2 separate regions of the Homo sapiens genome follow, and region 2 is linked to region 1. The links are chromatin loops, found by intact Hi-C in ENCODE. Cell type or tissue: IMR-90. All regions are shown on one strand. Links, peaks and the distances in the headings refer to the core of each region. The heading gives the core; the rest is flanking DNA.

The links. Hi-C counts contacts between places; a loop is a spot of excess contacts. Peaks named below come from ENCODE experiments on the same cell type or tissue, not always from the same donor. Only the 100,000 strongest peaks of a DNase experiment are listed, where the experiment ranks them.
Region 2: a loop joins it to region 1, with 2.3 times the contacts of the local background. A loop is called at or near these places in 2 of 110 quality-filtered maps.

Annotation. Positions count from the first base shown.
Region 1 is chr2:32,731,589-32,744,293 of GRCh38, forward strand. It overlaps TTC27 (tetratricopeptide repeat domain 27), which reads left to right. Exons shown (of 20, transcript NM_017735.5): 11 at 2,240-2,335; 12 at 5,106-5,228. Among named protein-coding and RNA genes, the nearest start is that of LINC00486, 88 kb to the right of the region's middle. RefSeq lists enhancers at 5,575-6,774, 12,083-12,222. In IMR-90, for the core only: no CTCF peak of the experiment used is centred there; no DNase peak of the experiment used is centred there.
Region 2 is chr2:32,641,261-32,653,965 of GRCh38, forward strand. TTC27 (tetratricopeptide repeat domain 27) reads left to right here. Exons shown (of 20, transcript NM_017735.5): 5 at 8,871-8,973. Among named protein-coding and RNA genes, the nearest start is that of MIR4765, 12 kb to the left of the region's middle. In IMR-90, for the core only: no CTCF peak of the experiment used is centred there; a DNase peak (open chromatin) is centred at 6,141; H3K27ac peaks cover 1,009 bases.

The DNA of each region.
Region 1 (12,705 bases), core at 3,978-8,977:
GGCTGGTCTTGAACTCCAGGGCTCAAGTGATCTTCCTACTTTGGCCTCCCAAAGTGCTTGGGGTGGCACCCAACCTAGAGTTCTGTTTTTGATCTTTATCATGCATATGGCTTAATCAGGTTTTTGTATGGGGGCTTATTCATGGCATTCAGGTCAAATGAGTGTTGGTTCTCTGCACTGTCTTTAGTGGTCTTTGCCATTTTGGAGAGTATCCGAGAGTTGTAAGAGACACTTAAAAACTCCAAAAGTATCTGAGAGTATCTGAAATACATAATAAATGTGTTTATTAGTAAATGAGGAAATATTTACTGAGTACCTAATATGCTTTAGCTAGTTTTAGTAACTATAGCCAACAACCATGAGTTTTTTGAAAATTAATTTTTTGCATGTTATTAGGTGTTAGTAATAGTAAATTTTACAATGTTGCTTTTGTTTTTATTATTAATGGAGAGCATTAGTTATTTTTTCTTTCCAAAAAAAACTGAATTGATAAAAAAGTATCCCTTCTCTATGAAGTAATTTGTTCTCCTTTTATGAAGTAACTCAGTGATCTCTTTATTTATGTATTGTAACCATATGTATGCAGCCAGAAGTTATTCTTCTCTACCCTCCCTCCCACAACTAAACAGCTTTGGGCAGCAGCATGCAATCTTTTTGCTATTAAGTTTCTATGAAGTGAGGCCAGAAAGCTTTAAACATATTTTGACCAAGATGGTTTAGGAGTCTGGTTATGTCTCAGTTTGCTCTGACTGACTTGACTGAATAACATCTTGGATTGTCAACGAAGTGTTGTGTAATGTGTGTTTTCTCACACTTGAGCTCATACCACAAGATATTCTTAGGCTAATAAATGTATCTCCCAGCCAGTGTAAAATAGAGAACTTTCAATTTAGGAGAAGCCTCCCTGCTCAGAAACTGGTCTCCCTGTCTTAGATTTTTACCAGGACATGGTAGATTCCCGTCCTTTTTTTTTCTCCTGAGGCTTGGACTTGCTCCCTTTTTTACTATTTTTTGAAATTTTCCATTTAAAAAATTAATTTTGTAAAAATTTTAAACAGTTTCCAAGTTACCAAAAAGTTGCAAGAACAGTGCAACTGTCTTTTGCATCCCGAAGTTTTGGAGAGTAAGTTGCCAACATGGTGCTTCATCATCCTCAAATATGAGAACGACATTCTCCTACATAACCCAGTATGCATAATAACATCAGGAAATTAACATTGACTTTTCACTACCGTCTAATCCTCATAAGAGAGGCCTGTGAAAACTAGTCAACTGGCAAAAAAAGAAAATTTGAGTACTGCATTGTAGAAAAAAGATCATGATAATTCTCAGTTGAGAGTAGGTATAAGTGTATAATACCAGAAAAATATGTACACTTAATGTAAACTGAATGGCAAATGAAGAGGCAGGAGAAAATGATCATGATAATGGGGCTGCTGTCCACATGCTTCTCTAGCAATCCCACAATGTGTCTTCATTCGCTTTGATGCTGAATACATGAGCTCTTCTATGACGAATCATTTGACCACTGGATAGCTCCAGCTTTGAGTTTGCAGTTGGCCCTGGTACCTTGTCTCAAAGTCAGCTATTTTGGTCTTGTTGGTCTGCTTCTTGATGTAGCTTCTGAGAGTTTAGTTATTCAGTACCATTGTAGAAATTTCAGTACATCAGAGGGATTCTTTCATGTATGTGGGTTGCAGCTGCCCACTGCACTGTATAGATGGTCTCACATGAGTGAATGTCCAGCCTTATTGCTCTGTTGCTGAAGAGTGAGAGAACTTGCTCTCTGTGATCAAATAGGCTACTTTTTCCTTTCATTTTATTCCTGAGCAAATAATCCTACATAGAGTTCTTCATGTAATTTTTCTCTGATTTATATTATAAAGTGCCATGGTCAAAGTGGCATTATGTTGTGAAATAGATAAGCTAAAGAACAGTTCTTCATAGAAGAAGTAAAAAGGCTTATCAATAAGGCTAGCTCTTTGAAAGAACTATTATAGGAAATTAAAACTTTTTCTGGTAAGTTTTTAATGTACATGTTTATGTAAATGTGGATTAGGTTTAAAGTTTTTTGAACATTTAAAGAAATTCGAGAAAAAATTCACACATCCTATCACCTTATCAAAATGACTTAAGTTCTTTGTTGTTTATATGTGCATTTGTATAACTATTACAATAAGGACTTATTTATATTATAAGTTATACATATAGATTCTGATTGTGATATATGTCCTTTAAGGCTCTTGCAGACCAATTTGAAGATAAAACTACATCTGTATTGGAACGCCTGAAGATTTTCTATTGCTGTCAAGTACCACCTCACTGGGCCATTCAGGTATTTCTGTTGTTTGTCATTGGGTATGGAAATTACTTGGCATTAGAAAGGTAAATGCATTATAAATTGATGATTTTAATTTATGTTTGAATTTTCAAATATTTTGCTAAAGATAATAAATGTATCTGCCTGGGAATTGCTAACTACTTCAAATTGCTATTTTGATTAAAGTGATATTAGACTCATAAAACATTTTTAAAATAATTTAAAATCTTATGAAATAGAATCCTAGAAATAAAATAATAGAATCATAAATGCTTGCATTTTGAAAGTAACTTCTTTTTTTTTAAGGGATGAGGTCTTGCTTTACTGTACAGGTTGGAGTGCTGTGGCGATTCACGGGTGTGATCATTGTGCATTACAGCCTTGAACCCCTGGGCTTAAGCAATCACTCTTGCCTCCAGCCTCCTGAGCAGCTGGGACTACAGATGTGCACTACCATGCCTGGCTTTGAAATAATTTCTTATATTAAAATTATTTTAAGGACTTTCTGCCAAAGAAGGAACCTTTTAAACAAGTTGTTTACAAAAAGCAAAAGAAAGCATTTATTTGGTATACTTTAAGTTGTGAGATACACATGACTACTCTCCTCTTTCTGAGGCTATGAGAATACCTACTGTAGCTCCTAATGGCACATGGTGGGGTGGGGATTCTGGCCCCTTGTCTACATGGTTCTCCTGTATTATAGGTGTAGTTCCCTATTTTGTAAAATTTTAGCACTGAAAATAACTTAAGACACCTGACCCAGTTTCTTAATGTTACAGAGGAGAAATTGAGGCTCGGTGCAATTAGTTTTCTGGTGTTGATCACCCAATCTACATGAACTAGGTTTCTAGTTTCCTCACTTTTAATCTATCTCTTTTCCTTAGCTTTTCATTGGGTTGAAATTATACCAGCTAATAACAACCAACTTTTACTGCATACTTAATATGATGCATATATTTTATTCTGCATTCCACACATATTCTCTTATTTTATTGCAACAATTTTTAAAAATATCTGTTTTACACGTGAGGAAGCTAAGTCACAGAGAGGTTAAGTGGAGTCAGATGGAGCCAGCCAGGGGATTACAGATGATTTATCTACTATTGTTATTTTAACCAGTTTTCTGTCCTCTCTTTCATGGATCATACACATAGGTAGTGAGTTAGAAACATAAATGCCAACCCACCATCCAATCGTTTAAAATCCCCATTATAAGACTTCTTAAAGTAGGTTATATTCTTAAACACAGGGTGAACTAGGAGGTTTATTGTGCATTGGAGTTCAGTTTACATATTGAAGGAATCTCAATAAAACATATGCAAGTAAAAAAGCTTTATGATATCTCAAAAGGAATAGCTTCTTCATCAAGAATGTGTTAACAGCTGGAATTTTTTAGTGTGTTTTTGACTCTGATCTGTGAAATTGGTTAGGTGCTTTATATTATGTGGTTTGATGGATAAACATTTCAGACTGAGCTGTTATGACAAAATGTGTCTATTGAGGGTGTTGCTTTTTATCTTTTTCTGAACAGAAACATTAGGAAACAAATACTGTTCAAACTGAATTTAGGCCAAATGCTTATCTGCCTAGGAAGCTGTAGATTTCAGGATCTTCAGGCAGTTAGATAAGGATCATTTTTCATTAAGACGTTAATTACTTTTTCTTGCATCATGGGGACTATCTTTGTGTATTATTTTAAAGATTGAGAAATAACAGAACAGTTTATTATAAAAAGAGAATTAGTCTCTACTTTGCTACTAACTAGCCATATCATCTTGGATGTCATCAACTTTCTTCATCTGTTAAATGAAGATATTGTACTGCTCACTGCATAAGCACCAAGATTTATTCCAGCTCTCACATGCCATGGGCAGTTTTTGAAAATGTCCAATTATATTCTCTAAAATAGCCAGATTCTCCTGTATTCCATGGGTTACTGATGTATTGGATCATTCTCATTATTTATTTTGATAATCTGTAGCTTATAATTTTTAGGCATATTTCTGATATTATCAGTCCTAGATTTTTCTGGACTTAACTCTTAAATATGTGTTGAATTTTCAGAGTAGTAAAAGTATACTTAAGAGAGAACAACACAGCTCTCTCTAATATGAAACTACACTTTATTCTGACCTTACCTACTTTTTTAAATCTTTAAATTTTTTTTCCCTTTGTGCAGGTGTTAACACTTATAAACCACAATATATTTATTTTTAAATATGTTTAACTTTCACTGACCTTAACTCAGTTTGCTCTTTTTTTTATCTGCCAGGGACTGGGAAATTAGGTAGCAAAGTTTGTTAGAATGTGCTTGAAATAAATCTAAGTAGCTTTGAGTGAGAAAGAGCTAGATATGCCCTTCTGAATAAAATTCAGCAGGGCTAATGCATAGATTTTATGTCATCTCTATTGACTGCTCAGAGTTTTAAAAATTAATTTATTGGATCTCAGCCTCATAAGTTAGAGATTGTTATATACAGAGTGTCTAGGTAAAAAAGAAATATTTATTTTTGCTTTTTAAGTTCTTAGAGAAAATTTGTATATATTTAGCATTTTCAACAAAAAAATTGTTCTTTAATTCCTTATACCCTATAAAGAGGCTTGTTTTCTAAAGTAAAGGTATGTATTGAATTATTACAAACTTCTAAATAGTACAGATTGTAGAATTTATACATTTATTACAATAAGCAGACCCCTAAAAAGGCAGATTAGGTACACCTGCAAGTGAAACAGGAATCTCTTTTTACACCAAGAAGTATTAATTATTTTTACTTGATTTTTCTAGCGCCAACTTGCAAGTTTGCTCTTTGAGTTGGGATGTACCAGTTCAGCCCTTCAGATATTTGAAAAGCTAGAAATGTGGGAAGATGTTGTCATTTGTTATGAAAGAGCCGGGCAGCACGGAAAGGTATGTAATAGTCCAATTTGATGTACTGGTGAGAGCCTTCCCTCTGGGAGCATCTTCTCACTTGTTTTGTTTTTCAAACCCACTTTTGCCAATATTCACTTATATTCCTTTTTTCACTTTTTTTCCAGAAAACTTTTAAATGTTTTCTCTGATTTCCACTGGGGCAGATTTTTACAAAATTTTTAAGAAAGACTAACAAGAGCTTTGAAGACGTGGGATTTTGATTTCTTTCCTTTACTCACCTTCTCCCTTAGGATGACTTCAAAGCGAAATATTTGGAATCATTTTAATGATCACTGGGTTGCCTGATGATCAGATGCTGTGGGCCTCAATGGAGGTTCCCTAGGAGAGAGGGTGAGAGCAGCTGGGTTGGTCTTTAAAAGAAAATCCAAAGGGTGTGACGACACCTCTTGAGGCAGAAGAGTTGTCAAGTGTGTAATGCACATTTAATTCTACCCTTAAATTGGGCCAGGAGGGAAAATGTTGCAATATTTGCATCTGTTATTTGTCTGTTGTTTTTTTCCCCTCATACATGAACAGAATTTTAAGAAGAATAAGGGGCTCTGCATTGTTAGTCACTTTAAAAACTGACACATTGAAATCATATGTTAAATTTTGGATTAAAAATTTAAAAGACTTAAGTTGAGTACATAAGCAAGCAGAGTAAAGCCCACAAATTGGATCATTTATACCTACAGTCAACCTTTTGCCATCACCCTAAAAAAGAGCAATAGTGGTTCAAGCATGTGTTTTTCTTAAATACCTTCCTAAGTATGTCTATTTTAGATTAATAGTGAAAGTTGCATTTCTTTCACTAATCAGTTAATGGCAGTGAAGGTCTTTGAATTGTATTGACTTAAGGAGAAACCAGAATAAGAACAAAGTTTTACTGTGGAAGATTATCGACTGGGCATGGTGGTTCACACTTGTAATCCTAACACCTCGAGAAGCTGAGGTGGGAAGATCGCTTGAGCCCAGGAGTTCAAGACCAGCCTGGGCAACCAAGTAAGACCCCATCTCTACAAAAAAACAAAATTAAAAAATAAAAAATTAGCTGGGTGTAGTGGTGCATGCCTGTAATTCTAGTTACTTGGGAGACTGAGGGAGGATGATCACTTGGGCCTGGGAGGTTAAGGCTACAGTGAGTTGTGATCATGCCACCGCACTGCAGCCTAGACGACACAGTGAGACCCTATCTCAAAAAAATATTGATAGAGTTATAATATTTTTATCCTGGAAAAGAACCCCATAAACATCCATTCTAGCTCCCTCCTTTTGTAAATGAGGAAAGGTTTCCCTTATGATTTGCTTCAGATCACAAGCTGGTTATTGACTCTTTACTTGCGAGGTAGTATGGCATGGTGGCTAAAAGCATATAGCCTCTGGTCTCTGGCTGCCGGTAGTCAAATGCCAGCCTGCTTCATGCTAGCTTTGTGATGTTGGACAAGTTGCTTTAATCTTCCTTGTCTTAGTTCCCTCATCTGGAAGCACTTAATCTATTTGCCTTATAGGTTTTTGTAAGATAATATATGTAAAGTACGTACTCTAGTGCTTACCTCATAATGTGACATGAGTGCTTGCTGCCATTACTTGCTGTGATTCTACGAGATGTTTTTTCTTCATATTTTAATATCTCTAAAATTGGAATGTATTTAACAATTGATGGCATCTTCCATTTGCTCTAATTCAGGTGGCTGTCCTGTCAGGTTGTCCATACCTGTGCATGTGAAAGCTAATGATAGCTACATTTAGGCCACCATTTCAGTTGAGTTGTGGACAAGGTGTCAGCACTACGTATGTTGTGTTTAATTGCCATTTAAAATATCTTCAAAAGGATTTCATTATGATTTGGCACTGAAACAAAAAGTTATTGAATACAGAGAAAAAGACAGAACCAAATTAGAGAAATGAAAATTTAGTATTACTGAAATAAACATTTGCCATCAGATAAATCATCACAATTCCATTTACTTTTCTTTAAAAGCAGCAACCAAGTGCTTTATGAGAGTCAAGAAAGAAGGATACCCAAAAGTAGATGAAGCTTTGTTTTGTACTGAGATGTATGAAGAAAGGTTGTCATTTAAAATGTCAAGCAACGTATTGAAGGCAGGAAGAACTGCCAAATTTTTCTGAATAGACTGAAAAAAATCAAAGCAAACAAGAGGCATTAGATTATAATTAAAAGCATTTTTTCTTTCTTTAACAGAGTTTGTCTTACAACTGATAGCATCTCAAATTTGATGAAATATAGTCATGTATTTCTTCAGCGACTTAAATATCTTTTTAGTGCCCGTTGTCTGACACTAAAGTAGTACTCAGATGTTTGTTTAACAAAGGAATGAATGGATGAATGAATATCTTGACTTCCAGTCTGATGTAGTTCCCATTGCATCATTCTTTACTGTGCTAGTCTTTTTACACTGGCCAAGAAATAAGTAATAACTTTATATAAAAATATGGTAGTTTTTGAAATAATAATATTTGAAATAAGCAAGTTGGTAAATCACAAATGCTCAAAGCATATTTTAGAATATTAATTTAATTATTTTTAGAAAGTATGGAAAGATGAGACTTTCCTTAATTGCAGGAGAAAAAACATAATGAATCCATCCCCTTCAGAGAAGGGATTTGACTGTCCCCCTAAGTAGTTGTGATGATTATTATTTTTTTAAATGTGCACATGACCTTGTAAGAATTGTGTGTAATAATGACAAATGCTTCTGTTTCTAAATCCTCTAGAAAATGTGCATATTTAAAATTTTAGAAATGTATAGTCATTTACTTTGTCTTAAGTTTTTTGTGAGTTTTAGCCAAACAGCCCCCAAAATCTTGATCTTAAAAGTTGATTTTAGTATTTTATTTAACCCATAAAAGACCTCCTTTACCTGTTTTTCTTATGCTATATTTGCAGATTTTTTAAACCATAGACCCTAAAAAGTTTTGCTGCAATTTAGAAGCAAATGTTTTATTTCTAAAACAGCTGATACTCTTTTGGTATTTGGTCATGTGCCAGTAGCTGTCACCACATTTTGATTTAACTAGAAGTCTGTGAAATTTTAATCCTTGCATTTAATGCTTAATTGGCATAATTTATTTTTAAAAGGCAAATTTGGAGAAATGTTTAATTCTAATTATTGTGTTCTGGTGCTCATGTTTACATCCCGGTGTTGTAGGGTCTCAGAAATTCTAGCTTAGAAACTACCGGCATACATTCTTGTTATTTAATGACCATAGGCAAAATAGCTAAGATTAATTTTGCTCGACCTTGGTATCAGAACTGGTTCTCATCTGTTAGCATTTAGTATTTAAAGGTTATCCGACCCACTTACAGCAATTTCCCCTAGCTGATAGATGTATTCTTATTTTGTTGAGCAAATTTGGTTCCTAAATGAGAGACAAAGACTGAGGGTGAGGGGTTAGGGATAGATAAGGGTTGGGACCTCTCTTGTTTTCTCTTGTTTCAAGGAAGCAAGGCTTCCCTGAGATTACATGGTCCTATCTTTTATTATGCTACATTTGCAGATCATTGTAATCATGGACTCTTAAAAAGTTTTCCTTTAAATTGTAAGTTAATGTTGTATTTCTAAAACAGCTAAGACTTTTTTAGCAATTGGTTTGGATTTCCTGTTTTGGGGGCTTTTTTTTTTTCTATCATAGAGATTCTTTATACAGTTTAAAAGATTTTCCCAGAAGTTCTTTCCTCAAACTATAGCCAGAATAGTCTTCCTAAAGACAAATCTGCCATTCTCACCCCAAGTAACTTCTCTCTGTTTCCAGGGTTAAGTCTGAGCTGTTTCGAATGAGTGGCTTACAGACAACTTTATTTATTTATTTATTTACTTACTTACTTATTTAGAGATGGAGTTTCGCTCTTGTCGCCCAGGCTGGAGTGCAGTGGCACGATCTTAGCTCACTGCAACCTCCACCTCCTGGGTTCAAGCGATTCTCTTGCCTCAGCCTCCCGAGTAGCTGGGATTACAGGCGTGCAGCACCTTGCCTGGCTGATTTTTGTATTTTTAGTAGAGATGAGGGTTCACCATATTGGCCAGGCTGGTCTTGAATTCCTGACCTCAGGTGATCCGCCTGCCTCAGCCTCCCAAAGTGCTGGGATTACAGGCATGAGCCACCGCACCCAGCCTCACTTTATGATCTGTCTCCTGTTTCCATTGCCAACTGCATTTTCTCCTTCTTTTACTCCCCTTCATACCTACTCTGTCATCCAGGTTGCACCTGAAGTTCCAGCAGTACTTTAATAGCTTGAATTAAAGTACTTGTAAGTTCTTGATTTTGTAGCGCCGTCTCACTTCAGACCTTTGTAATTGTTGTCTGTCTAGAACGTTTGTCTTCTTTCAGCTAACTGCTACTTATTCTTTAGGAGATTGCTTTCTACAGAGAGCCTTCCCAGATACTTTCCTCCCACATTTGGTGGTACCATCCACCTGTGTACTCCTATGGCACCCAAACTACTCTGGTACCCCATTTGTTGGCTCATCTGATCTACTAAATGTAAGCTGCTTAAGAACCAGACCTGTGTCAACAGCTGTTGGCCAGGTGTGGTGGCTCACGCCTGTAATCCCAGCACATTGGTAGGCTGAGGCGGGCAGATCACGAGGTCAAGAGATGGAGGCCATCCTGGCTAATATGGTGAAACCCCATCTCTACTAAAAATACAAAAAAAAAAAAAAATTAACCGGACGTGGTGGCATGTGCCTGTAGTCCCAGCTACTTGGGAGGCTGAGGCAGGAGAATCACTTGAACCTGGGAGGTGGTGGTTGCAGTGAGCTGAGATCACACCACTGCCCTCCAGCCTGGGTGACAGAGCGAGAATCCAATAAAAAAAACAAAAAACAAAACAACAACAACAACAAAAAAACAGCTGTTGCCCCAGAACCTGGCAAAGTTTTGGCATGTAGCAAGAAGTCAATCATATTTGCTGCATGAGTAACTAGTAAGTGATCACTCAATAGTTATCTCATTGAAGCAATCTCCATGTAGGACACTCCTTATGGATGACTGCATGTGGCAGAAGATACCCCTCCAACCACTGCCTTACTCTTCTCTCTCCAAAAACAAATTATGAGATTCCCCCACTCCCATTTGAACCTTCTAACTTTAGGAGTAGAAATAGGAACAAACCTTAAAGAATTTTGATTCTTGCTCAGTAAATGCTAAGGAAACTGTGAGCATATTATTATGTAATGCTATCTTTTGAGGGCCTTATATGTACTGCATTCTTTATATAATTATTTTATAATTGTCATATGCTATTCATAACAACCCACAAAATATGGATTGTTTTCATCACTTTACTGATTAGCATTACTAAGTGGCAGTTTTGGAATATGAGCTCAGACCTTTATTTCCTTTAAAGCCAGCACCCATTTCCCCACAACTGCCTCCCATCATGGTTATTGTTAATCCCTTAAAAATTGGATATTAGCTTTGTAAGTTAAAACCTGTTGTGCTCACTTGATTGAGAAAAATAGGCAAAATAATGGAAAATACTCTATAAATTGGTAATGCAAATAAGAGATGATCAACTAATTGAATAATAAAGCCTGTTTTTAATTACTCTGTTTCATCTTGGACCTGGAGTATTTATGTTGGCAAGTAACCTTTAAAAAAATCAAGCCAGAGCATGGTGTTGTCACACATATAACTGTGAAAAACAATTAGTGAACATTTGGCTCCATGAGAGAGTAAGTAGGAGTAGACACCACTACACAGAAGTGTAGCTGGGAGTGTCTGATGGGTGGGGCAAAGTGTTTTGCACTTGTCACCTCTCAGCTGCTGCTCATAGAATAAGAATTTAGACTAGGAGTAAATTGCCATTCTGCTAAAAGGGTTGTTCTTGGTGAGAGGGAAACGTGCTTTGGAGTTCTGTCAGCTGTGCCCCTGTCATCTTTATGTACTGTATTGAGGACGTAGAGCACCTTTCAGTGGTCAGTCTCCCTGTCATTGAGAAACAGCCTCTACAATAGAATCAGAATCCATTTTTTGCTCTCTGCTTCAAGGTAGAAGGCTAGAATTAGACTATGGCCAATGTTTTGTGAGTCCCTTGTGTGTGTGTGCGCACACACTTTTTAAAAATTTTTTTTAATCCTAAAGCTATTGTCAAGATGCCAAATCTGGCTAATTGGGGAACCTTAAATTCTTAGCCTGCTTTTTCTCCATTCTCTTGGAGCAAACCTGTATTTATTAAGTCTAATTTTGCTCTTCATGTGGTCCTCAAAGATACTCTTCATAGTTGGTGCCATCTCTGGGTCTAGAGCTTATTTTTTTCCCCTTCATTTTTTACGTGGAGGGCTTCCTATAGTTGTTGGTCTGCCAATTTCCCTTCCTAATATACTGACCAGTTGCAAGGTCAGATAAGAACCACTCTTATCACACATTAGAATTTTAATTCTTTCCATTAATTCACAAAATTTCCGCTAATTCACAAAGTTAAGGCACAGATCACAGCCAAAAAGGGTAGTTTCATTCCTTCTCACTCAAGTATGAATAACTTTCCTGAAATATTTTGTCTACCTTTTCACTGGAGGCTCAACTTAATTTTTCACCCATATTCTTTACCCCAAACCCAAGGCTTCATCCCTGACAGAGTGCTTCCTGGAATCCTAGTGGTGCTTAGGGTAGGATCTTCTCTCCCACAAATCTCAAATTTCCCATATAACAACTTGCAGAAAAACCATATCATCATAAATATAAATGAGCCCCAATATAGCAGGTTTTCAATATATTAGTTCCTTTTCTTGCACATACCTGAAATTCTCAGTTCTCAACACTGGACTGTTCTATCGCAAAATACACCATCAGGATGGGGAACCCCTCAAATACCCAAAATCCCCCTTCAGGCCATCAGTTTTGCTTCTCTGTGTTTATAGTCCTAAGAAGAGTTGCTTCCTAGTTCTCATCATTTGGTTAGAAGGGCATGTGAAATTCAGATTCTGCTATATGACCTCTCTATTCACTAGGGTAAATTTTTGTTAGATCTCTCCTAATTTAGTCATGTAGTGATACTCAGTATTGATTTCAGCTAGAGTGTGTCACCTAAAGGAGTTCTCCTGTCGTTCCCAAATGTGAAGGATCTTTTATGTTTCTGTTTAGTATCTGAAGGACCTTAGAAAATACCATTAGCCCTTTGTGACTTTAGTATTAGTTCCAGTTGAGTTCATCCAATGTTTATAGACTACCTACTGTTTGCTGGGTAAGAATATTCCAAAGATGACTAATAGACAAACTTACTACAAACACAGTTATAGTCCGATATGATAGATACACATGAGCAAATATTTTAGTATGACAGTGCTAAGATAAAAGTATGTACAGATTCCAAATTCTATGTGGCTCTCATATTTACAGCTACATAATTCTTTCTCTGCTGTCCTGCTCTAAAGCAGTGATCTCCTTGGTTTGTATCTTGCATAGATTCCTTTCTGAGATTTTTAGGACTCCTGTGATTTTCCACACTTTTAAT
Region 2 (12,705 bases), core at 4,010-9,009, 90 kb before region 1:
GGTTTAGTGGAGGTTGTCAGCCACGCAGTGTGCAGTCTGTGTTGCGCTATTCAACTCTGCTGCATTGTAGTGTTAGAGCAGCTGTAGACAATGTTTCATTAAATGGACATGACTGTCTTCCAATAAAGCTTTATTTGTGGACACTGAAACTTACATTTTCTATACTTCTCACATTCACAAAATATTATTCTTGATTTTTCCCAGTGATATAAAAATGTAAAAACGATTTTCAGTTCTTGGACTATACGGAAACCAGTAGTGGGCTGGATTTGCGCACAGGCTGTGCCTGGCTGACCCCTGCTCCATCTGATTGTTGCAACCTGGTGTGCTGCAGACCCCATAGTGTCAGAAATAGTACATCTAAATTTTATGTGAAATCTCCCAGTTTTGGCTGAAAATTTTTAAGAAATGCAATAGTTCTTTCTTTTTTTTTTCGAGATGGAGTTTCACTCTTGTTGCCCAGGCTGGAGTGCAATGGCGCGATCTCGGCTCACCACAACCTCCACCTCCTGGGTTCAAGCAATTCTTCTGCCTCAGCCTCCCAAGTAGCTGGGATTACAGGCATGCGTCACCATGTCTGGCTAATTTTGTATTTTTATTTATTTATTTTTTTGAGACAGAGTCTCGCTCTGTAGCCCAGGCTGGAGTGCAGTGGCGTGATCTTGACTCACTGCAAGCTCCACCTCCTGGGTTCACACCATTCTCCTGCCTCAGCCTCCCAAGTAGCTGGGACTACAGGCGGCTGCCACGATGCATGGCTCATCTTTTGTATTTTTAGTAGAGATGGGATTTCTCCACATTGGTCAGGCTGGTCTCGAACTCCTGACCTTAGGTGATCTGCCTACCTCAGCCTCCCAAAGTGCTGGGATTACAGGTGTGAGCCACTGTGCCCGGCCCAAGCATCACAATATTTCTATAGGTCAATGTAGACTTGGTCTGTGCTGTGTAAGGGCTTACTTTCCTAAGCATTTAAGTTTATACACTAAATTTTTTTTTTTTTTTTTTTTTTGAGATGGAGTCTCACTTTGTCACACAGACTGGAGTATAGTAGTGTGATCTCGGCTCATTGCAACCTCCACCTCACAGGTTCAAGCGATTCTCATGCCTCAGCCTCCTGAGTAGCTGGGATTACAGGCGCCCACCACCACGTTTGGCTAATTTTTTGTATTTTTAGTAGAGACATGGTTTCGCCATGTTGGCCGTGTTGGTTTCAAACTCCTAGCCTCAGGTAACCTGCCTGCCTTGGCCTCCCAAAGTGCTGGGATCACAGGCATGAGCCACCGCACCTGGCCTAAATTTGTTTTAAAAGAAGAGGTTAGAAGGGAAGTGGTGCCTCTATTTGCAACTCTCATGAGAGCCAGAGGATTTGGAAGCCATTGTACTAGAGGTTGTTTTTTGTTTGTTTGTTTGTTTTGTTTTTTTTTTAAGACAGGCTCTGGCCCCGTTGCCCAGGCTGGAGTGCAGTGGCATGATCTCAGCTCACTGCAACCTCCACCTCCTGGGCTGAAGCCATCCTCCCACCTCAGCCTCCCAAGTAACTTGTACTACAGGCATGCGCCACCACACCCGGCTAATTTTTGCATTTTTTGTAGAGACAGGGTTTCACCTTGTTGCTCAGGCTGGTCTTGAACTTGTGGGCTCAAGTGATTCACCTGCCTCCATCTCCCCTAAGTGCCGAGATTATAGGCATAAGCCACCATTCCCAGCCTAGAAAGGTTTTTGTTTTTGAGACAGCGTCTTGCTCTGTCGCCCAGGCTGGAGTACAGTGGTGTGATCTTGGCTCACTGCAATCTACGCCTCCCAGGTTCAAGTGATTTTCCCACCTCAGCCTCCCAAGTAGCTGGGACTACAGGTGTGCACCACCATGCCTGGCTAATTGAAGGTTTTTTAATACACGGATTTCAACATGTCTTAGCATATATGAGGCTTCGTCTTTTGAGCTCTTAGTGACAGTAGCTTGAGTAAAAAATTTTTCCCCTAAGTAAGTTGATCTGAGTTAAATGGTCTTAAAGACTGACGATTACTTTGCTCTATTGTTTTATTTATTTACTTATTTATTTTTTGAGACAGAGTCTCACTCTGTTGCCCAGGCTGAAGTGCAGTGGTGTGATCTCGGCTCACTACAACCTCTGCCTCCTGGGTTCAAGTGATTCTCCTGCCTCAGCCTCCCTAGTAGCTTGGATTACAGGCACGTGCCACCATGCCTTGCTAATTTTTTTGTACTTTTAGTAGAAATGGGATTTTACTATGTTGGCCAACTGGTCTCAAACTCCTGACCTCAAGTGATCCACCCACCTTGGCCTTCCAAAGTGCTAGGATTACAGGCGTGAGCCACTGTGCCCAGCTACTTTACTCTAGGTAAAGTATCACCAAGCCATGAGGCTGCCTAATGGCATTATTTTCTTTCTAGTGAGAACTTATGGTCACTAATGAATGAGTGAGACGGTTTTTAAGTTGCTCAAAAGTTTTCTTCATCAAGAATATTAAGCATTGTCCAGGCGCAGTGGCTCTCGCCTGTAATACCAGCACTTTGGGAGGCCAAGGCTGGCGGATCACCTGAGGTCAGGAGTTCGACACCAGTCTGGCCAACATGGCGACACCCTGTCTCTAGTAAAAATACAAAAATTAGCCAGGCATCTCTGGGCATGGTGGTTCACGCCTGTAATCCTAGCACTTTTGGGAGGTCGAGGCAGGTGGATCACCTGAGGTCAGGAGTTTGAGACCAAACTGGCCAACACAGTGAAACCCCGTTTCTATTAAAAATACAAAAGTTAGCCGGGTGTAATGGCGGGTGCCTGTAATCTCAGCTACTTGGAAGGCTGAGGCAGGAGAATTGCTTGAACCCAGGAGGCAGAGTTTGCAGTGAATCGAGATCGTTCCACTGCACACCAGCCTGAGCAACACAGCGAGACTCTGTTTCAAAAAAAAAAAAAAAAAAAAAATTAGCCAGGCATGGTGGTGCATGCCTGTAATCCTAGCTACTCAAGAGGCTGAGGCAGGAATATTGCTTGAACATGGAAGGTGGAGGTTGCAGTGAGCCAAGATCGCGCACCGCACTCCAGCCGAGGCGACAGAGTGAGACTCTGTCTCCAAAAAAAAAAAAAGTATGTTAAGCATCATTTGAAAAATAATATATATACTGTCAACAACTTAGGAGAATTAATAAATATGTGGAATACTAGTTGTAGATGTCATTCTTGTAGGGTTGCAGAGGCAAGTTACCTTAATTTCTTGGCAGCTGTAAACAACTTTTGACTTCTGCTTAAAAACCTGTTTTCCTGTAGTATATTACTATGTATACCTCATTTTGTGCTGAAATTTTGCCTTTTTCTTTTTCTTTTTTTTGAGATGGGAGACAGGGTCTCACTGTGTTGCCCAGGCTGATCTTGAACTCCTGGCCTCAAGTGATCCTCCCACCTCAGCCTCCTGAGTAGCTGGAACTTCAGGAGCACACCATCCTGCCTGGCTTCTCTTGCCATTCAACTGAAGCATTATTCTTTCTATTATAGATTTTTCCTGTGGGTCTTTACTATATCATTCTTTTTTCCCTCCCTCCCTCCCTCCCTCCTTTCCTTCGTTCCTTCCTTTCTTCTTTTCTTCCTTCCTTTCTGCTTTTTTTTTTTTTTTTTTGGAGATGTTGTCTTGCTGTGTTGTCCAGGATGGCCTTCAACTTGTGGGCTCAAGTGATCCTCCTGCTCCAGCCTCCTGAGCAGCTAGGACTATAGGCACCTGGCTTATATCTTTCTCTTAATGGTGTTATTAAAAATGGCTGATTTGATGAATTAAGATAAAATAATAAAGAAACATTACATACTTATCCAAGTTAATTTTAACCTTTTAAATTAATTTTTGAGTAACCTGACTCCAAGAAATGTATCAAGTTATTTATGATGATATTATTTTTGTGAAATTATAGAAGAAGCAGATTTTCCCACAACCCCTAATCTGTGAAGTATATAGACTAGAATTGGTACTATGTAAGTGGTTGAGTAAAATGAGTCTTGGTTTTGAAATCAACAGCTATGTGACCTTATGCTAGTTAATTTCTCTGAATATCAGTTTCCATTTATAAAATGGGATAAACTGGCAAATATTTATTTGGTGTCTTGTGAGTATACTACTGCTCCCTGCTGTCTGGGAGGTTCTAAACTATTGTGACTTCTCAGTCAGACCATTCTGTAATAAGTGTTATAATCAGGAGATAAAATCTAGAAATTATCTAAAGCAAGACCTCAAGTTCACTTTTTTATTAATGCCTCAATTTTTTCTTTCTTTGTTTCTTTTTTTAAAATTGTATTATTATTATGCTTTAAGTTTTAGGGTACATGTGCACAATGTGCAGGTTTGTTATATATGTATACATGTGCCATGTTGGTGTGCTGTACCCATTAACTCGTCATTTAGCATTAGATATATCTCCTAATGCTATCCCTCCCGCCTCCCCCCAATTTTTTCTTTCTTTTTTTATTTTTTTGAGACAGAGTTTTACTCTGTCGCCCAGGCTGGAGTGCAGTGGCGTGATCTCAGCTCAGTGCAACCTCCGCCTCCCGGGTTCAAGTGATTCTCCTGCCTCAGCCTCCCAAGTAGCTGGGACTACAGGTATGCACCACCAGGCCCGGCTAATTTTTTTTGTATTTTTCGGAGAGATGGATTTTCACCATGTTGGTCAGGCTGGTCTCGAACTCCTGACCTCAATGATCTGCTTGCCTCAGCCTCCCAAAGTGCTGGGATTACAGGTGTGAGCCACAGTGCCCGGCCTCAATTTTCAATTTTAATTTTTTTTTTTGAGATGGAGTCTCGCTCTGTCGCCCAGGCTGGAGTGCAGTGGTGCAATCTTGGCTCCCTGCAACCTCTGCCTCCTGGGTTCACGCGATTCTCCTGCCTCAGCCTCCCGAGGAGCTGGGACTACAGGCGCCCACCACCATGTGCAGCTAATTTTTTGCATTTTTAGTAGAGACGGGGTTTCACCATGTTAGCCCAGATGGTCTCGATCTCCTGACCTCGTGATCCACCTGCCTTGGCCTCCCACAGTGCTGGGATTACAGGTGTGAGCCACCATGCCTGGCTCAATTTTTTAAGTTTTATTTTTGTAGAGATGGGATCTCACTGCATTGCCCAGGCTTGTCTGAAACTCGTGGCTTCAAGTGATCTTCCTACCTTGGCTTCCCAAAGTGCTGGGATTAACAGGCATAAGCTACTGTGCCAGCCCTCTATTTTTATATTAAGCAATTCTTGACAAACTGAAAAGGTCTGTTACACTGACTAGTAGAAAAATAGGCTATGCTTTCTATATTTGGTTTTTTTTTTTTTTTTTTTGGAGACCGACTCTCACTCTGTCTGTCTCCCAGGCTGGAGTGCAGTGGCGCGATCTCTGCTCACTGCAAGCTCCACCTTCCGGGTTCATGCCATTCTCCTGCCTCAGCCCCCCAAGTAGCTGGGACTACAGGCTCCCACCAGTACGCCCAGCTAATTTTTTGTATTATTAGTAGAGATGGGATTTCATTGTGTTGGCCAGGAAGGTCTTGATCTCCTGACCTTGTGATCCGCCTGCCTCAGCCTCCCAAAGTGCTGAGATTACAGGCATGAGCCACCGCGCCCGGCCTCTATATTTGTTTTATTCTTCCCTCCCCCATATAAAGATTTTTGGTTTGAGAGTTAATTTATAGATCTGATTTTTGAGAGTTCAGCATATTATATGTTTTTTTTTGTTTGTTTTTTGTTTTTTTTTTTTTAGAGTCAGAGTCTCTTCTCTGTTGCCCAACCTGGAGTACAGTGGTGTGATCACAGCTGACTATAACCTTAAACTCCTGAGTAGCTAGGTTTACAGATACGCACCACCACACTCAGCTACCTAAAAAACAATTTTTGTAGAAATGGGGTCTCTCTGTGTTGCCCAGGCTGGTCTTGAATTTATGGCCTCAAGTGAGCTTCCTGCTACCCAAAGTGCTGGGATTGCAAGTGTGAGCCACCGTGCCTGGCCTTGTATTATGTGTTTTCTTAAAAGTGAAATCTTTTTGACTGGATGTATCTAAATTCCCATGTCTAGAAAAGTAAAAGAATAAGCTGCCAGACCTGACTCACTTATTGCTGACAGCAGATAAGGGACAGATAATTGAGATGTAAACTGACTTCATGCTATAGTGATAGGAAAAGAATGAAAATGACGCAACACCTCAGGGAATTCAGTTAAAAACTGTCTGAAATTTCTTTGCTATTAGATAATTTTATATTTCCTTACATGGACTGAGGAAACAGTATTAATTTGAAAGGATTTTGTCATGGAGTCAAAATTCATTTGTGGTTGCATCACGGTTGTAGTAGTTGTGGTGTATAACACTTTAGAAGCGAACCAGGCTATGGTGTGTAGCAGTTTAGAAGGGAACGTCTTAGTCAAATGAAGAAATTAAGTTCAAGCAAAAAAGTTCTTTGGAGCCAGGTGCTGTGGCATATACCTGTCGTCCCAGGTACTTAGAAATCTGAGGCAGGAGGATGGCTTGAGTCCAGGAGTTCAAAGCTGCAGTGTGCTATGATGACTCCTGTAAATAGCCACTGCACTCCAACCTGGACAGTGTACTGAGACCCCATCTCAAAAAAAAGCTTTTTGGTAATTGTCATCTCATATTTGCAGGTAACTAAAAGGAAAACTAATTGTTAGACTTTCATGTAATATAATGTAAAGTAATATAGTTACAAATAATTTATAATGAGCTTATCAAAATTACTTATCATAACTTGTACACATGTACATATACACACATGCACATACATAGAGGAAGCTCTGGAGGAATGTAAACCTTTGTCACTGATTTTTTCCGCTGGAGGAGGATGATATTGGGGCTGTGGAAGAGAGATTTTCACTCTTCACCGTATATACTTTTTTTTTTGAGACGGAGTTTCACTCTTGTTGCCCAAGCTGGAGTGCAGTGGTGCAATCTTGGCTCACTGCAACCTCCGCCTCCTGGGTTCAAGTGATTCTCCTGCTTCAACCTCCCGAGTAGCTGGGATTACAGGCGCATGCCACCACACCTGGCTAATTTTTCGTATTTTTAGTAGGAACCGGGTTTCATCATGTTAGCCAGGCTGCTCTTGAACTCCTGACCTCAGGTGATCAGCCCCACCTCGGCCTCCCATAGTGCTAGGACTACAGGTGTGAACCACTGCACCTGGCACCCCCCCTTTTTTTTTTTTTTTTTTTTTAAAACAGACTTAGTCTTACAGTGTTGCCCACCTGGTCTCAAACTCCTAGCCTCGAGTGATCTTCTCATTTCAGCCTCCTGAGTAGCTGGGATTATAGGTGTGAGGTACCATACCTGGCCATACTTTTATATTGGCTTGTTGTTCCTTGTTTTTATTTTTTTTAAGTAAATATATGTTGATCAAGTAAGAAAAAGCATCAGCGAATAAAAGAAAAAGCTACTATATGCTCAGCTTGTGCATTAGTCAAGACAATGTCTAAAATCCAGTTTCCTACTGGGTGCAGTGCCTCACATCTGTAATCCCAGCACTTTGGGAGGCCAAGGTGGGTGGATCACTTGAGCCCAGGAGTTGGAGACCAACCTGGGCAACATGGCAAAACCCCATCTCTACCAAAAAATACAAAAATTAGCTGGGCATGGTGACATGGCCAGTAGTCCTAGCAACTCAGGAAGCTGAAGTGGGAGGATCACGTGAGCCTGAGGAGGTCCAGGCTGCAGTGAGCTGTGATCATGCCACTGCACTCCAGCCTGGGCGACAGAGTCAGACCTTGCCTCAAAAAAATAAAATAAAAAATAAAAAAAAGCAGTTTCTGCCCTCAGAAATGTATGGCTCAAATAGAGTTATAAACTTGAAAAACAGGTGCTGTCCAATATGATGCCAACTTCTAGGAACAGTGTAGAAGTTCAAAGAAGTGAAAGATCAGTATGTGCCACACTAGCAGGAGAAGACTGTAAGGAAGAGGTTTCATACAGGTGTGGAAGCAATCTTCTCAGATTGGGGGAACATCTGAATCCAAGGTATTTCTTACTGTGTAGATTATGTAAAATACATTGCTTTGAGGAGGATATAGAGATGAATAAGACATGATTTCTTACCTTGTTGGGTAGTAGACGGTGAACAACATTGGAACCTGAGATGACATACATAAAATACAGTGGAATGTGTTTGCAAGGGAATTACAGATAATGTGCTGGAAGTTCAGGTGATGGAAAAATCACCCCCACAGGGGGTTCTTGTGGGGCCTCTGAAGGAGTTGGTACTCGGATTAAAGTGGTGATAGAGTGCCACAGAGCAGGATGAATACAACATTTTTTTTTTTTTTTTTGAGACAGGGTCTCGCTGTGTTGCCCAGGCTAGAGTGCAATGGTGCATCCTCGGCTCACTGCAACCTCTGCCTCCCAGGTTTAAGCAATTCTCCTGCCTCAAGTCTCCCGAGTAGCTGGGACTACAGGCGCCTGCCACCACGCCCAGCTAATTTTTATATTTTTAATAGAGGCAGGGTTTCACCATGTTGGCCAGGCTGGTCTTGAACTCCTGACCTTGTGATCTGCCCGCCTCGGCCTCCCAAAGTGTTGGGATTACAGGTGTGAGCCATCGCACCCGGCCACAACATATATTTTAAAGGAGGAGTTGGTAAGTTCAAAATGGCATAAGGAAGTCCAAGTGGCTAAAAAAAAAATACAGGTTTGAGAGGATGGAGGTGAGGTGTTATTCTTATGGAAGACACAGATGTGGGTTTTGGTATTATTACTGAAGAGAGTAGTGGATGGGTAATCTTATTGAGGAATAAATTTAATTTTATGAATGTAAAAAAATTCTAAAAATCTCAGTTAATGTAAAAAGAGTTTTCTAAAGTATCCTTTTATTTCAGCTTACGTGGTGTTTTTTCCTAGAGCTTGCCATGGTGGACTTTGAGATGTGTGAATATTCATCAGCATTTGCTTGAGGAACGCTCACCTCTGCTTTTTACTCTTGCCGAAAACTGTATTGATCAAGGTATGTAGCAGATTTTTGTTTGATATGGGCATGTAGCTCAGTTCTAATTACTTGGCTGAGATACTCCTTTTTAGTTTATTTTTTGTCCGGTAGTAGTGCCTTTTCGTTTTGAGTTGTTTCTTTTTTTTTTTTTTTTTTTTTGGTGTAGAATATCACAAGTTGTTATGTTGTCAGATTATAGAGTTCCTTTTAGTCTTTTTAGTTTAAAAAAGATAACTACTTTCACTTACTTAACCTACTTAGGGTGATTTGCTCTATGTAGGTCACCATGATTTTATCTCAAATTGTTTAAAGATATTTTAATATTTTCTCTGTTCTTTAAGAAGCCTCATTGGAAACAGATGTACTCTCCTTAGTTCTTTTTTTAAAAAAAGTCCTTAACTAACTTGAGCTGGAGTAAATTATGTTAAATTACACAAAGAATAAGAAATTATCCTATATCCTATTGAGTACATCAAGAAAAGCGTAAGAAAACAGTTGATAGAAAATAAGTTTCACTGAAGTTAACAATGGGTAGGGAGGCTATTTTGCATTTCATTTTATTAGTATTTTTTGTAACATATAATATACATGCAGAAAAATACCTAAAACCTAAATGAAAAATTTGCCAAATAATTATAAGCCAAACATCCATGTAAGTGCCTCCTGCTGCCTTTGTTGCAGATATTCCTCCTGTATCCTAGGGAAAGACTTTGGAAAAGAGGAGAATCTTAGGTGCCTTAATACTTGGTTTCCAGTCTTCCTGGTTTTGGGGATTTTTTTTTTGGCAAAAGTTGCCACACAAAACAAAAACAAAAACAGATTCTCTTGTGGTGAAGGAATATGTGAACGTAAATGAACTTGGACTTGACCATGAGTTTTTGAGTTACAGAGACGGGATTTGATTTTAGCTGTGTCTGGTTCCAAAGCCCAGACTCCTTTCAGATCCAACAGTATGGAATGAATATGTATGTGTGTGTCCAAGGGACATGAGGAGTGGTAGTTAGCATCATTCTATGTGGAGAAAAGTGATCTGTACTTGATGGAGGTAGCACATTCATGAAGGTATAACATAACTCTCATGTGTGTGCATGTATAATATAAGGGGCTCTTGTACCTTTTGGGGGTCTGTTTCCTTCAAGAGTTATTTTTGAGACAGAGTTTCACTCTGTCATCCAGGCTGGAGTGCAATGGCGCAATCTCGGCTCACTGCAACCTCCGCCTCCCGGGTTCAAACAATTCTCCTGCCTCAGCCTCCTGAGTAGCTGGGATTACAGGCATGTGCCACCACGCCTGGCTAATTTTGTATTTTTAGTAGACATGGGGTTTCTCCATGTTGGTCAGGCTTGTCTTGAACTCCCGACCTCAGGTATCAGCCCGCCTTGGCCTCCCAGAGTGTTGGGATTACAGGCTCGAGCCACTGCGCCCGGCGTCCTTCAAGAGTTTTTACAGTAACAAGCTAGGCCAGAATACAGTGGAGAGGACTATAGCTTGTTTAGTCATAAATATTCCTAAGCCAGGTGAGTGGTTGAAACTAATTTCTCAGTTTTTATTTTATTCTAGGACAGAAATACATAAACATATGCTAATCTTAGATAAAATGACCATCTATACATAATTCAAATAGAGATAATAATGAAAGTATTATTCAATCAGTATAATAATTGATTCATTTATGTTGTTTGTTCCAGGACTTAGTTTATATTCTTTCAACATTTTTAGGTAACATAAGCCTGGGGGTCTAGCAGGGGGCCTGTTAGATGTGAGCATAAACATTGTAAGTCATCCCTTGGTATCCAAGGGGGATTGGTTCTGGAACCTGACCCTCTCATACCAATATCCTTGTATGCTTATGTATCTTTTTAAAAGGTAGGAGCCGGGCCAGGCGCGTTGGCTCATGCCTGTAATCCCAGCACTTTGGGAGGTCGAGGCAGGTAGATCACGAGGTCAGGAGTTCGAGACCAGTCTGGCCAACATGGTGAAACCCTGTCTGTACTAAAATACAAAAATTAGCTGGGCATGGTGGTGGGCACCTGTAATCTCAGCTACTCAGGAGGCTGAGGCAGGAGAATGGTGTGAACCCAGGAGGCGGAGGTTGCAGTGAGCTGAGATCGCGTCATTGCACTCTGGCCTGGGCGACAGGGCAAGACTCCATCTCAAAAAAATATATAAATAAATAAATAAAAATAAAATAAAATAAAAGGTAGGAACCATATGGTATATTTTGGAGAGGATTCTATTTTATGAGTTAAAATTAAGTTCCAAACCAGAAACTAAGATAGCTGGAAAATGTGACTCTAAGTGACTCATTCCCAAAGAGGTCTCAGTTCTTTTCTATATTATATTTCAGCATGTCATTTGCTTTACCTTGCAACTAAGAATTTTTTATGTTGCTGTTCTAGGCTAATCAACGGCACTTTTCAGTTTATCTAGTCATAAAATGGTCCATTTTGGCTAGGTCTAAATAGATTCGTAGATAGTGCTGAATTATAACTTTTCATGCATGATTTCATTTTTAAAATGTTTTGTTCTGGGATTTGATCCAAATGTAATAACTGAAATACGATTCAGCGTCCAGAGAAGGGTATTATATTTGAAATGTTGCCCTTGAAGGATCATCAGAAAGTTGGCAGGATTTTTTTTTTCGTTCTATGAAACATAGGCAAAGGATTTTATGAACAACTATGATATTTAGGTTTTTGTCCAGGCGTGTTACACCAGTATAATACAGTGGAATGGAGTCTATCAAAATGTCAACATAACTTTGCTGGGCTGATTACATCTATAATAGGAGTAGGTCAGAATCTATTCCTCAGTACAATCTAAAGCATTCTTTTGGATGTCACACTAAATGAAAGCATGCTTCTCTAAAGACTATTCAGGGCATACAACAATTGATCATGGCATCCAGTGCTGAAAACATGTTATGTATAGTGCATGAGATGTAATATTGCACTTTAGCTGTTTGAAGAAGACCTCATGAAGTCGCTAAGAGAAACTGGGTTAAAATACTTTGTCATCAAGTCCTGCTGTGACATTTCAGGCAGCTCTGTGACTCTGGGATTAGGTTGTTTCCACGTTGAAAGAGTGTTCAAAAAAACAGTCTCCACGGTGGCTCATGCCTGTAATCCCAGCACTTTGGGAGGCTGACGCAGTGGATCACCTGAGGTCAAGAGTTCAAGACCAGCCTGGCCAACATGGTGAAACCCTGTCTCTACTAAAAACATAAAAATTAGCCGGACATTGTGGTGTGTGCCTGTAATCCCAGCTACTCAGGAGGTTGAGGTAGGAGAATCTCTTGAACCTGGGAGGTAGAGGTTACAGTGAGCCGAGATTACACCACTGCACTACAGCCTGGATGACAGAGTGAGACTCCATCTCAAAAAAAAAAAAACAAAAAAAAAACAGTCTTTTGGTGACTGATGCATACGTGCGTACGTTGATTTCTTTTCATAAATTTGATACTTTGGAATAAATGTTATTGAATGTACTAAATGTCATTGTCTGTAATTATAATTGTCCATTAAGGATTTCATTTTAGCATAGCATTTAAATAATCTCGTGAGAAGAGATTTTGGTTTTAGCATACATTTTAAGTGTGGGTGACATTTTGATCCAGAAGGTCACAAATATTCATTTCCAGGGAGAACCTCCTGATTTATTAAAATAATAATATATGCCTAATGTAAACCTTGAGTTATCTATCTTCAAAGCTCAAAACTTTGCTTCCATTGTTGACTCATTGCTTTCCAC